Linked DNA regions of Mus musculus: region 1 is linked to region 2. A link is a contact called in ENCODE Hi-C or POLR2A ChIA-PET data. All regions are on one chromosome and are shown on one strand. Each heading gives the region's core, a stretch centred on a gene start or an enhancer-like site at or near the end of the contact. The rest is flanking DNA. Distances are from core to core; before and after follow the strand shown.

Region 1 (5,591 bases), core at 668-3,167, 290 kb before region 2:
GCTGAGGGCGGAGACCAGGAGGTACACCAATCAGCGCGCAGAGCCAGCGACGGTGGCCCGCCCCAGCAGCGACAGGAGCCAACCCAAGGCCAGAGGACGGGCGACCCGAAGACATTCAAATCAACTCACCTCCTCTCTCCGCCCGGCCCTCTACCAGAGGAAAAAAAAAAAAAAAAAAGCAGACAGCGGAAACACAGACTGGAGCGAGTCCCGAGCAAAGCCCGCCCCCATACTGCCCGCCCCCCAATGACTCTGTAGCACAATGATAAGGACATTCCACGGGGGATGTTGCGACCAATCAAAGGGCCGCAGAGGCGGAACGTTCCGCAATATGCTAATGATTCTCCTATAAACCGAGCTGCGAAGCTGCATCTCGGATAGAGCGCGCAGGGGCGCTTTCCCCAGCAAGTCTCTGTATGCAGTGCTGGGCAGTGGCCCTCCACCACCCCCAACTCTTCCGTTTCCCTGCTGCGCAGTTCTGTAAACAAGAGTAAACTCCGAGCGGCCATCCACGTTCAAAACAGAGCCCCCTGACCTCACAGCAAAGTTTCCCCAACAGCCAACAGTTCCCGGCGGGCACGCAGGCTCCGCCTCTTCGCCACTCTGGGCAGCCCGGGTCTTCGGGTGGGCTGCAGGTCCCTCACCTGCCCCGCTCCTCTCCAGCCAGAGCCCAGCTCGCGTCCACCGATCGCAGCGCAGTCGTACACCTAGTCGGCTGCGATCCTCCCTTTCACCCTCTTCCTCCCCAAGACACACCGCGCCGGCGCCCCTCGCAGTCGGCCCGGAGCCCTGTCCAGAGCCAAGAGAGGGCCCAGGAGAGCAGGGCCTGGGCGATCGCGCGACCCCGAGTCAGGACTGCCCAGTACTTTATGTAACACTTAGAACCAGAACCTGGCGGGAGGCGGCGACTCTCCGGACCCGCACTCAGCTCCGCCGGAGTACGGCCCGCAGCCCTCTCTCTAGCCCGGTGCCCGCGCCCTACGGCCGCGGCGCCCGCATAGCACTCCACCTCGCGCGGCCGCCTTCACCCCCTCCCCGAGGACGCGGCCGAGCCCCGCGCCCCCTCCCCCGCAGCACCGCCTCATCACTTCACTACAAAGAGCGCTTTGGTCGCGCAGCCTTGCAGCCAGCCGTTCGCGCTCCTTCCTTCTCCATGTCCCGGAGCTCGGTACACAAGGACCTCGGCGTATCAAAGGCGCTCCAGACCTTTTGTTCCTAGCCCTCCGAGGACGCTACCGGGCGCTCCGGCTCCAGCAGGACCGGTCAGCCTCGCCGCCGGGACCCAGGGATGGACGCGGCCGCCCCCGCCCATCCATCACCCGCCGTACCTTGGTATTTGGCGTCGATCTCCCGCATCAGCGAGACGTTCCTCTGCAGGTCGAAAGGCAGTGACTCGATTGAGTCCAGGTAATCCTCCACATAGTTCACCAGGTGGATCTGCTCCCCGTTGGCAGGACTCAACATGGTTCACCCCGGAGGTCCCCGGCGATTCGGCGGCTTTCCGCTTCCTCCACCCCCCGCCCCCCTCAAACAGCACTGCAAAATGCAAAGCTCTCTCGCCCTTCCGCGCCCCCCCGCCGCTCCGGCCGGGCTGGCCGGCGGCTACATCTGGCGCCTGCCGCGCCGCCTCCGGGGCCGCGGGGACCCCGGCGCCTGCAGGCGCGGGCCGCGGCGGCCGAAGCTCAAGCGCACACCCCGCCGGCCGTGCAGGCCCCCTCCCGGGCGGCGGGCGGCGCGGGGGGCCGTGCGTACTAGCGCGCACACACCCAAAGAGGGCCGGCCACCGCCGCCCACCCGCCACCAGCGTGGAGAGCGGAGAGAGCGGGGCCGGCTGCGGGAAGGGCGCGCTCCGCCGCCCGCCTCGCCGCACTTGTCCAACGTGGAAAACCCAAATACCAGTTTCAAACACTTGGGAAACATTCAGCCCCGCGCGCAGCGCGCATGCGCCCCGCCACCCCTCCTCCCGGAGGCGGCCCCGCCCCCACCGCATTCACGCCCCTCACCGTCCCGGGCCGGGGGGCGGCGGGCCGCGAGGCCGGCCCGCGCGGGGGCGTGGCCTGTCATTGTCGCTGGGGGCCAGGGTCGCCGAGGGGACAGCGGCGGGGTCGCCTGGGCAGGGGAGACCGGCGACGCGAAACTTTACTAGGAGTTTGACACTCGGTGGCGGACCTACTGGGCGGAGCCGCACGCCGGCCGGGAACCGCGGGGTGCTAGCCTGCTCCTCGAGACACGCCGGGGCCGGACGAGCCTCCAGATCGCTGCCTTCAAACCGACTAACCTGAGAAGAGCCACCCTCCGCTGGGTTAACTGCATTCCCCCGCCTCCTAGCGCGGTATAAATAGGGCCCCCGAACAGAAATGGCAACGGCGTCAGCCAATCCCCTTGCGACTCTTACCTCTGCGGCCAATCTGGACGAGAAGGAGGTGTGGTGGGATCGGCAACGCCCCCCGCACGCCTAGTACTAGAGAGCTGTCCTCTTCCAGGAGGGACGAGCGGGCGGAGCCGAGCGAGGCGGAAGTGGACGCGCAGGCGCAGCTCCCTGGCGATGGATGCGGACCCGCGCGGGAGGGCAGCTATCGACACGCAAAGGGACCACCACTCCCAGCATCCTCGGCGCCTCCACGCGCCTGCGCCTTCCGCCCCCATCGTCCCTTTGTGTCGCCTCCCGGTGCTGGGTTTAGAATGGCCTGGAGACAAAGGGGCCCCCGAGGGGTGCTCTTTTCAGCGCGGAGATCTACGGTGGGCGGGCTGGCGGGAGCAGCTCTTCTCTGATCCTAACTAGCTCTTCCCCTCCCTGCCGCATCTGAGGCTGCCCATGTCCTCGTCACACTGAGTTGGCAGCGGGCACCGCAGTGTGCTTCCCGCAGGGGAGCACAACCTTCAGCTTCCCATCCCGCCCTTCCCCCACAGCTGCCGGATTTAGGGCTTTCTGAAAAGCCCGGGCAGAGCGAGGGGTTGCCTAGGCGACGGGCCCCGGCGGTCCCGCCCTCTTCCTGCCTAGGCACCGCCCTGGGGCGGAGCCTGGCCTGTGGTCGCCACATTCGCGCCTTTGTATGGCTGGGACTGTGGTGCGGCTGTCCTATTCGCCCCTCTGAGTCCCAGGTCCTCAATCTTGCTCGGCCGCCTGGGCGAGAGCGGTGGACCCGCTGCTGTGGCCTCAGGTGCGCAGGGCTGGTGATGGCGCTCTGCCTCGCCTGCGGTGTCTGCTGCGCCGGGTCAGCTCGCAGCCTTCAGCCATCTGGAGTTTGCCGTGTTTCAGCCTCAGGCATTCATCCTCCGGCAGAACAAGACTCACCGCTTCAGAACTAGAGGGTGTAATTGGAAAGGATTTGGAACAGGTTCAGGAAACACTGTGATGCCCTACCCCCTTCGGCAGGTGTGAAAGTACTCCATGCAACCCCGTGACATCTACGACATTTCCAACGCTGTATATCTTAAATAGAGTCTTGTGGAGGGTCATAACGCAGCCAGAGACTGTCAGTTGAGTTAGATCGTTCAGATTGGGTCGTTTGCTTCTGAAGCACAGGGCAGTGCATTTCTGCAGGAGGAAGTTCGCTTGGCTGTCTGGTGCTGGTTTTTACTAGCAGAACCAACTGCTTTCAGCCCTAGTCAAAACCAGAATAATGAAGTTTTTCCACGTAATTGCCAGAAGAAAATAGTTGCACAAAAGGCTAACTGCATGGCTTGAGAACACGACGTGTAATTAAGTGTGGAGAGGGGTACAGAACTGAATATGAAATGTGGCCTTTTCCTCAGATCTTATAACCAGTTTAAAGGCACAATAGCAATTAAGAAACAGGTATTTTAGTCGCAGCGTGCGTTGGGCCATGAATGAACATTTATCTAGGTTTAATGAAGATTAGGAATAGTTGACCTTTTCCAAAGATAACCAAGCTGGAGTTTGAACCTGGTTATCTTTCAGAGTTACATATGCTTTAATAACCATTCCATTCTGTTTATTGAATTCATGGACACACAAACCCAAAAGGTATTTTATTCAATTGACCAGAATTATTTCACAAGTGCCTGTCACATGCTAACTACAATGTTTTTACATTCTGGAAATAGATTGGCAATTGTGTACTAATTAGCTTTATAAACTGGCTTTCTGAGCAAGCTCAAAAGACCAATTGATAAAATTAACTTACATCAAGCTTTTGTATATTTATACTGTATAGAAAAGCAAAGGCTAGGGAGATGGCCGAGTTAACCTGAATTAACCCTTGAATCTACATGGTGAAAGGAGAGATTGAACCCAGATCACAGAGTTGGTCCTCTGGTCTCCGTGTAAGCACCATGTCCCATGTACCCTCCTGCTCCATACACACTAAGTGGATAAATACAATTTTTAGGAAAACCTATTTCTGTACAGCAGAGACTAGGGAAGCAATGAACATCACCCCAAAGAGAGTCTGGCAAAACATGAATGAGGGACTCCTTGCAATGGTTTCTGTTTGGAGGTGTCTCCCTTGCAAGGCTTTGGGGACACTGGGCAACCTCCTGCTAAATGTCTACTTTTCTCACTTCAGGGAGCCTGAGCTGGGCTTCCATTTACAGCCCAGCCTGTAACTACATGCGTAGTTTTGTTTTATGTGGTTGTTTGTTTGTTTGAGACAGGGTTTCTCTGCATATCCTTAGCTGTCCTGGGACCCTAGCTCTGGGTACTAGGCTGACTTCATACTGTATGCAGGCTTTTTGATTTGATAAGAAACAGGCCTGGGGCCAGCAAGATGGCTTAGCTGGAAAAGACCATCAAGCTTGACAACTTGAGTTCACTCCCTGTGATCCCCACATGGTAGAAAGGAACACCCCCAATGTGTCCTCTGACTTCCACATTGTCATACATATATAAATACATGTAATTTTTTTAGGAATGGTGACTTGAACTGGGTTTTCTCTGCGGTATTACTGTGATAAATCACCCTGATTCATCAATTCACCCAATCAGTCTGTGCACAAGGTCAATACACAGGCGGAGTGCACGGTTAAGCACCAGCGAGTGGGTTATATTTATCATTTTCTGGTTTTTTTTTAAGATCTATTTATTTATTATATGTAAGTACACTGTAGCTGTCTTCAGACACTCCAGAAGTGGGCATCAGATCTCATTACAGATGGTTGTGAGCCACCATGTGGTTGCTGGGATTTGAACTCTGGACCTTTGGAAGAGCAGTCGGTGCTCTTATTCACTGAGCAACCTCACCAGCTCATTTTCTGTTTTTTTTTTTATTAAGATATTTTATAATCTGTGTATGGGTGTTTTGTCTGCATGTGTGTCTGTGTAGTGTGTGCACGCAGTGTCTGTAGAAGCCAGAAGGCAGCATCAGATCTGGAACTGGAGTTACAGGCAGTTGAGAGCTGTGGATGCTGGGAATCAAACCAGAATACTATGGAAGGGCAGCCAGTCCTCTTAACTCCTGAGCCATCTCTTCAGTCCCTACAATTTTTTTTTTTTTTTAAAGATAGGTTAATACTATTCTTTAGGCTGGACCAGAACTCCCATGGAGTCCCAGCCTGGTCTCAAACCCCTGAAGAGTTTTAGCTTGAGCCTCCCTTCAGGTTCTAGGATCACAGGTGGGAGCCATCACACA
Region 2 (6,384 bases), core at 3,840-6,339:
TGTTGGTGATCCGGCTGCACTTATTACATGCACTTTCTGTTTACATTTTGTCTGAGTTTTCAAGCACAATTTTAAGGACACAAATCAGGTGATGTTTCCAAGGGCTGCATTTCATTTTAGCGGTTGTCATATGTAAAGGGTGCAAAGTCTTCCATTTCCAAATTGAAAAACCGATTGAAGGTGAGCCCTGGCAGAAGGATCTCTCTTACATTCTCCTCTCTGGGTGGGATTAATCTAGATTCGTTCTCCAAAACATGTCCCATGCCAGACAAGCAAGGTGAAAGTCCTCCGTGGCTGCACACGAGGACATTTCGTAGTCTCACTGGGTTTGGTTAGTAACAGTTCCTGAACCAAGACCTGCTTGTATATAAAGAGATTTGAGCAGCCCTCTGCTGTCCTCAGGATTTTCCATCCCAGAGCAGGACACTCAGAATGGCAGCGTCACTCTCCACATGCACAGATCACCACTACTATATACTCCTGGCTATTCCTCTCTGAGGTTCTCAGCCTCTGATTGGACCACACATTCGGTTTGTAACACTTCTTCTTCCTGTTGGGATGTCCTCATTTGCTACCCTAGATTCTGGCTTGGAGCTGTGACCCTGCAATCTCCATGAGCCATATACAGGTGCCCTGTGGCCACACACGGTCATCCACAAACGACATTAGCCTCTGCCTTCTTTTCAGCGATCCCGTGTTACGAGGCAGTGATTGGCCCTGGAAGTATTAGTTTCAAACACATTCTTCTCCTCCCTCTTGATAGGAGGGAAAGGACTGCTGTCCTCTGTCTCCCACAGAACAGGGAACAATTTGTGGCTTTCCCCTCTCTATCCTCATTTGTAGGTCTGGCTCTTGTTGGATTTCTGGTTGGAAGGATGGACTGGGATGGCACTTGGGAATTAGAACAGAATCAGTATTACTCCATGCATGAAAGTCTGTATTTTCCCTTCTGTAGATAAACGTAATCATACATTAAATAAGCCTTAACAATGAGGAGAGCATGAGCCACTCTGTATGGCAAGCAGAATGAAAAATTGTCACATGGATTTGATGACAGTGTAAACAGTAGTTAACAATAGAATTACTGAATAAGAGGATGGAACCCTCTATCATCTGTTGTGAAATAGGATGTACCAAAGCTTCTGTTGGTTTCTCTTTCTTGCTTCCCCTCCACTCTGTCTACACGAGAGTAGAAAATGGCACACTATCAGCAGTGGTTTAAAATATTTAATTGTTCAGTGAAAGATGGTGGGGTACTCCAGCAACTGGCTTCGCCTCGGGTCAGTCATTCCTGAACTATCTCCCTAGTCACGTAGGCTTCTTTCTTTCCTCCTTTTCATTTAGCTACAAACTAAGGCTCCCTAAAGGCTCAGCCAGTGGAATGCGGAAGGATAAATAATCCATTGTTTCTGCGCACTCACATCGTGTGGGAAGAGAACCCTTCTGCTCTGTTGCTGCTATCTGTGGTCTCTGAGAGAAAGGTGTTGAAAGATGGCCCTGATGATGGGCAGTCTTTACTCTGTACAGAGCGGTAGGGTGTATATGATGTGCTTGGTGCAGAGTCAAACCAGAGCGTGTGCTTGGAATGGTTCCTGTAGTGTAGGAATGCACAGAGAGTGCGCTGGGTCAGAGAGATAGTGAAAGGCATCAGGAATTCCCCAAGAGCTCCCAGATTCCACACGTAGCCCATTGGGGACCTCTCTGAAGGTACAGTGTGGAAAAGATGGTGGGATTTGACCTGAGGGTCAGATGTAAGAAGTGGTAGTAGGTGATTGAATTCAGAGGCTGAGGCAGGATAAGAAGATAGGACTGGGGAGGAGGGAAAGAGGAGGACTGAGAGGAGGGGGAAAGGAGAAGGACAGAAACAAGCTTGGTCGTCATCTCCAAGATGGAGGAGATAGCTCTCCTCCACTTCTTCATGCCTGGCTGTGTAACATTAGTCTTTCTTAAGGACAACTGGGAAACCATCATGGCCTGACTTGTGTTGATAGTCTTTGCGAGGTCAATGGCTATAATATTGGGAGGGGAAGAGGAAGTGTTCTGACCTCGTGGACCAGTGAGAACAGCATGCAGGGATGCGGAAGGTAGGCGGCCATGTAGTGAAGGATGAGTTCTGTCTGAAAGTAGGGACTTTGCTGAGCCCACCTCGATGTCCCTGGCTGGTGACTCAGAGTCACGGGAACCATCTCTCTAGGTCATCTCCTCCGTGGGTCCCTGTGGGAATACATGCTCACCAACTCATCACGAATGTTGCTGTCCAATGGCCACCGTCACATGACAGCTAATTATAGCCTCATCTGTCTGCAGCTGGAGAAAGACTTAATACTCTGGAGACGAGGCACTGGACTTCATTATGTGTTCCCTATGGGGTGTCCTCTTCCCCAGCAAGAACATTTGATGCCCGCCCCCATCCAGTGGGAGGGAAGAAAAGCAATGAGAATGAGTCACCAGAGTTGCATGATGGGAGGAAAATAGGACCAGAAGTGTGGTCACATGTTGGTTCGACTCGAAGCCAAGCCGACACCCTCGCCTCCGCAGCCTGTGGTGTTGGTGGGAGCCCACATGGGTTCTGCAACTTGGTCTCAAATGAGAAGCAGATGGGTCATGAATTGTGCTGGCAAAGCCTTAGTCATATTATTGGGGGTGCAGAGAAGGAGGAGAGAGGAGCCGAACATTAGGATTTCAACTGGCTTGCTAATTTTTAATTTTATGTTTTGCCAAGAATGTATCAACACTTGTAGTTGTTTTCAAACTGGGGCAGAGTTATTTTGTAAGTTTACAGGGTAGTAATGGTTGTTCTGTGTCTGTATTCCATTATCAAAAGAGACAGAAATGATATTTTCCTGAACTAAATTCTCCTCTCAGCTGAATGAAGATAAAGAAGGGTTTCACATCTCCTGGGGAGTTCTTTCTGTCTTTAAAAAAAAAAAAAGCAAAACAAAGTTATAAAATAATGATATAAGTGTAGGTGATGGCGGGTATGAGCCCCTTAGCCTGCGGGGACAATATTTTTACCTTTGAATCAACCAGGCTTATTTTTGGAAGTCCAAAAATGCTGTGCAAAAGTCAGTTTTTGGTTTGTTTTGGGGACAGAGAGCTCTGGGCTTCACACAGGCTTAGCGCCCACTAGTAGCCTATACTCCTGCCCCCCTTACTTTTTATTTTGAGACAGGGTCTCCCTAAATTGTTTAGCTTGATCTTGAGCTCACTGTTGACCCACGTGGACTCTGAATGTGGAATCCCTCTGCCTCAGCCTCCCAATTAACTGGTACTACAGGCCTGTGCCATCAAAGCTGACTCAAACCTAATCTTTTAAGCAGTTATTATTTAGGCGGTGATATTTGACCCCATATTGTGATCTCTACTTAGTTATGTTAATTTTCTAATTCTATATAGTTGAGGAGACATTCTATGGATATTTCCAGTTTTGTACAGGGTTGCATCCCCTGACCATAGCACCCATAGCACATGAAAGGGCGGCTCACCATTCTTCCTTCATTGGTGTGTGCTTTTAATTCTGCTCTGGTAGCCCTGAAATGCATGTTTCCCCATTCACATATTTCTTTGGTTGGGTAAGTAATTATTCTGAAGACCCCTGAGGAAGCGCCATGACAGGAAGTGCAGTGGACTAGCGACATCCTTAGGAAAGTATTTTGACATTTTTCACAGGATAGGAAATGTGAAAACAAATCTGAAAGATAAGCCGTCGAGGCTTTGCAGAGCTCCACATGTCCCTATTTGGAGGGATGGGAAACATAAAAACTGTTCAAGCGGATGTTTGGTGCCCATCCCCATCAGCAGCAAGGGAATTTCAGAAATGCAAGGACATCCTGTGTGCTCCTTCCAAGCCTGACTCTGATAGCACACATGTCATGGTTAGGGAATCTGTAGGGCAGATCACCTCTGCATGGTGGCATGTGCTCTGCCTCGCTCACACAGTGCTCTGGCACAGCAAGCATCTTGTCACTGGCCTGTCACATGGCGTCTGGTGATGTCTTCCGTTCAGGGACAACCTGGAAGAGTCTTCATCTCACTGAAGGCCATTGACCTCTATCTATGTCCCCTACCTTCTTTGGCAGGAACACTGTGCACTGTGAAGTTGTCAACCTACCATAGTTTACTTATGCCAGCATGGCTGATGGGTCTACTTTCTGGAAACCTTGATGGGAGTGTTTTGCTAATACAGGTCGTTTTAACCTGTCCCGAGAGGTTTGCAGAGACAGAGAATATAAAAGGTATTTGAACTGGGGATTATTCCCTAGGGCCTTCTGCATTCCTTCAATATTGTGCCTTCTGCTTCTGTTTAATGTGGCCTCGGCTATTGGAACATTGTCTGTGCCCATGTCTGAAAGGGGACTGGAGGCAGTACTGGTTACACTCTTGTTACTATGAGCAAATACACCACAGGAAGCAACTGAAAGAGAAGAAGGGTGTACCCTGGCTCACACTTTGAGAGATGGTCCACCATGGAGAAAGCATGGGAGCAGGTGGCTCCTTAGTGCCAGAGGCGTGCCGGTGGGGCACTTTGCTTCACATTTTGGTGGAACAAGAAATACAGAGAAAGAAGTTTAGCTGAGCTATCAAGCCTCATGACCCACCCCAGTGACCCACTTCCTTCATTATGGCCCTGATGCCTAAAGGCTCCACACCCTACCAACATAGTGTCACCAACTGGAGACCATGTATTCAAATACTTGAGCCCAAGGGAGAGGCCATTCAAACCACAACACAGGACTTGGGGAGTGTGCTCTCCTGCCTGCTTCCACGTAGAGATCTTTGCATGCTCCCACTTCTGACTGCAATGATGGGTCGAGTAGGGAGTGGCGAACAGGACTTTCAGAAGAGACGTGGTTTTCATTCAGTTCCCTCCAGTTCTGGAAACGTAATTGTTTTTTGTTTCGAGCTTGAAAGCCCTCTGTGGTGCCTTCCCCTGTGTAGTTGGGTTCTTCACTCTCTAGTCTGTGGATGGTCGACTTCTGTGAGAGAGACTAAGTCTCATATGGCTTGTCCTTTGAGGTTACGAGGCCACATTCCAGGGCCCCAAGTGGGCAGCGTTCCTGACCCACTTCCTCTTGCCTGAATCTCATGGGAAGCAAGAACAGGACTTAGCTAATCCAATTGACCCTAGGAGGGGAAGGGACTGTGCAGTTCACAGAATGTTCCAGTTCCTCCCGTTCTAGAATCTGAAACAGATGGGGCTGGGAGCTGGTGGGCGTGGCCCAGTGTGCTCCAGACAGGGAGAAGAATGAGCAGGCCTTGTAAAGTCCTTCAGATCCGGAGCCAAGGGGGCACCACTGGGTTCACCAATGGCATACATCTTTCCATTTTGCTGAGGGGCCTCAGGAAGTCAGGAAGTTGTGTTTGTGACACAACTCTTCTCATGTGAAGTCCCCAACTTAACCTCAAACCTATGCAAGCCATAAAGTCCTAGCAGGTCACCATGTGCGGAAACAACTGTGAACAAAGACTCGTGTTTTAATTAGTTATTTCGGATGTAAATGTCAGACCTGACTGGACAGGGTCTCAGGGTCTTAGCTCTGATGGTTTTACCTCTGTGCCCTGGACTATAGCAGAACAAGCCCCTGTGTTGGGGAGAAATCCAGCAAGGGCCACTTTATAAAAATGGAAATCATGAGGGATCCAAATAGAGACATTTCAGCCTTAATCCTACTTGACAAAGTGAACACATCACAGGACCTGTGGCTGTTTTTCTAAAACATGATGTTTGTTTCCAATCAAGTCATTTACAGAAGATTCAAGGCCAACCAGAATAGGACATAGGATGCGTGGTCTCCAACGCTTCTCTCGGTCAGGTTGGTGGTCTTTTTCCTGTAAGGCCAGCACCAGGAAAGCTGAGCAGAGCATTTAGAGTTCGAGGCCAGCCTGACTTATATAACGAGACCCTGTCTCCACTTCCTGCCTCCAAACATTTTTTTCTGCTTTTTTTTAAACTTTCTGAAAAAGCAAATCATAATTTATATGCTATTTGAATAGTCAACTCATCTGAATTGCTTTCTGGAGACCAGCACTTGGTAATAAGATTTCCTGCTTGCCTAAAAAATGAAAAAGATTTCCTTCGTCAATGAAGATATCCGTGTTGGCTCTAGGATTGGACATCTTTGTGTCTAGGCTGTAGGAAGAGGGGGCTCTCTATCTCTTTGGTTCTGGATTCTGTCAAGAGTTTCTTAAGACCTGGAGTAGGTCCCAGGCAAGATGCCTACTAGTAACCCTCCCCTCTGGGCTTCTGTATTGTAGGCCTTGGGCTTCACTGTCTCTGCCCAGGATGGGGATTGCAGTGTCTACTGAGCTTGTAGAATCCCCTGAGGGACATAGGAACAACTCTGGGAAATTGGTCAGAAGGCTTCCTGCAGGTGACTGGAATTG

The links. A loop is a pair of places that touch in the nucleus more often than their neighbours do. ChIA-PET counts read pairs that join two places held with the same protein, here RNA polymerase II (POLR2A).
Region 1: a loop to region 2 is called in a map of heart, with 1.9 times the contacts of the local background. The contact joins the promoter of Ing1 here to the enhancer-like site in region 2. A Hi-C loop is called at or near these places in 1 of 37 maps with a recorded cell type or tissue (heart). POLR2A ChIA-PET finds 5 or more read pairs at or near these places in 1 of 5 experiments (Patski).

The regions. Positions count from the first base shown.
Region 1 is chr8:11,552,783-11,558,373 of GRCm38, reverse strand. Ing1 (inhibitor of growth family, member 1) reads right to left here and starts at 1,917. Exons shown (of 2, transcript NM_011919.5): 1 at 1,329-1,917. The coding sequence starts at 1,464.
Region 2 is chr8:11,269,781-11,276,164 of GRCm38, reverse strand. The region is part of intron 1 of Col4a1 (collagen, type IV, alpha 1); the gene reads left to right. The region is part of intron 1 of Gm32709 (a long non-coding RNA gene); the gene reads right to left. Among named protein-coding and RNA genes, the nearest start is that of Gm32709, 12 kb to the right of the region's middle. Within about 2 kb of position 5,089, at least 1 of the 3 ENCODE cell types and tissues checked has a DNase peak (open chromatin) inside an H3K27ac peak, as active enhancers do; it is heart, where a contact is called at or near this core.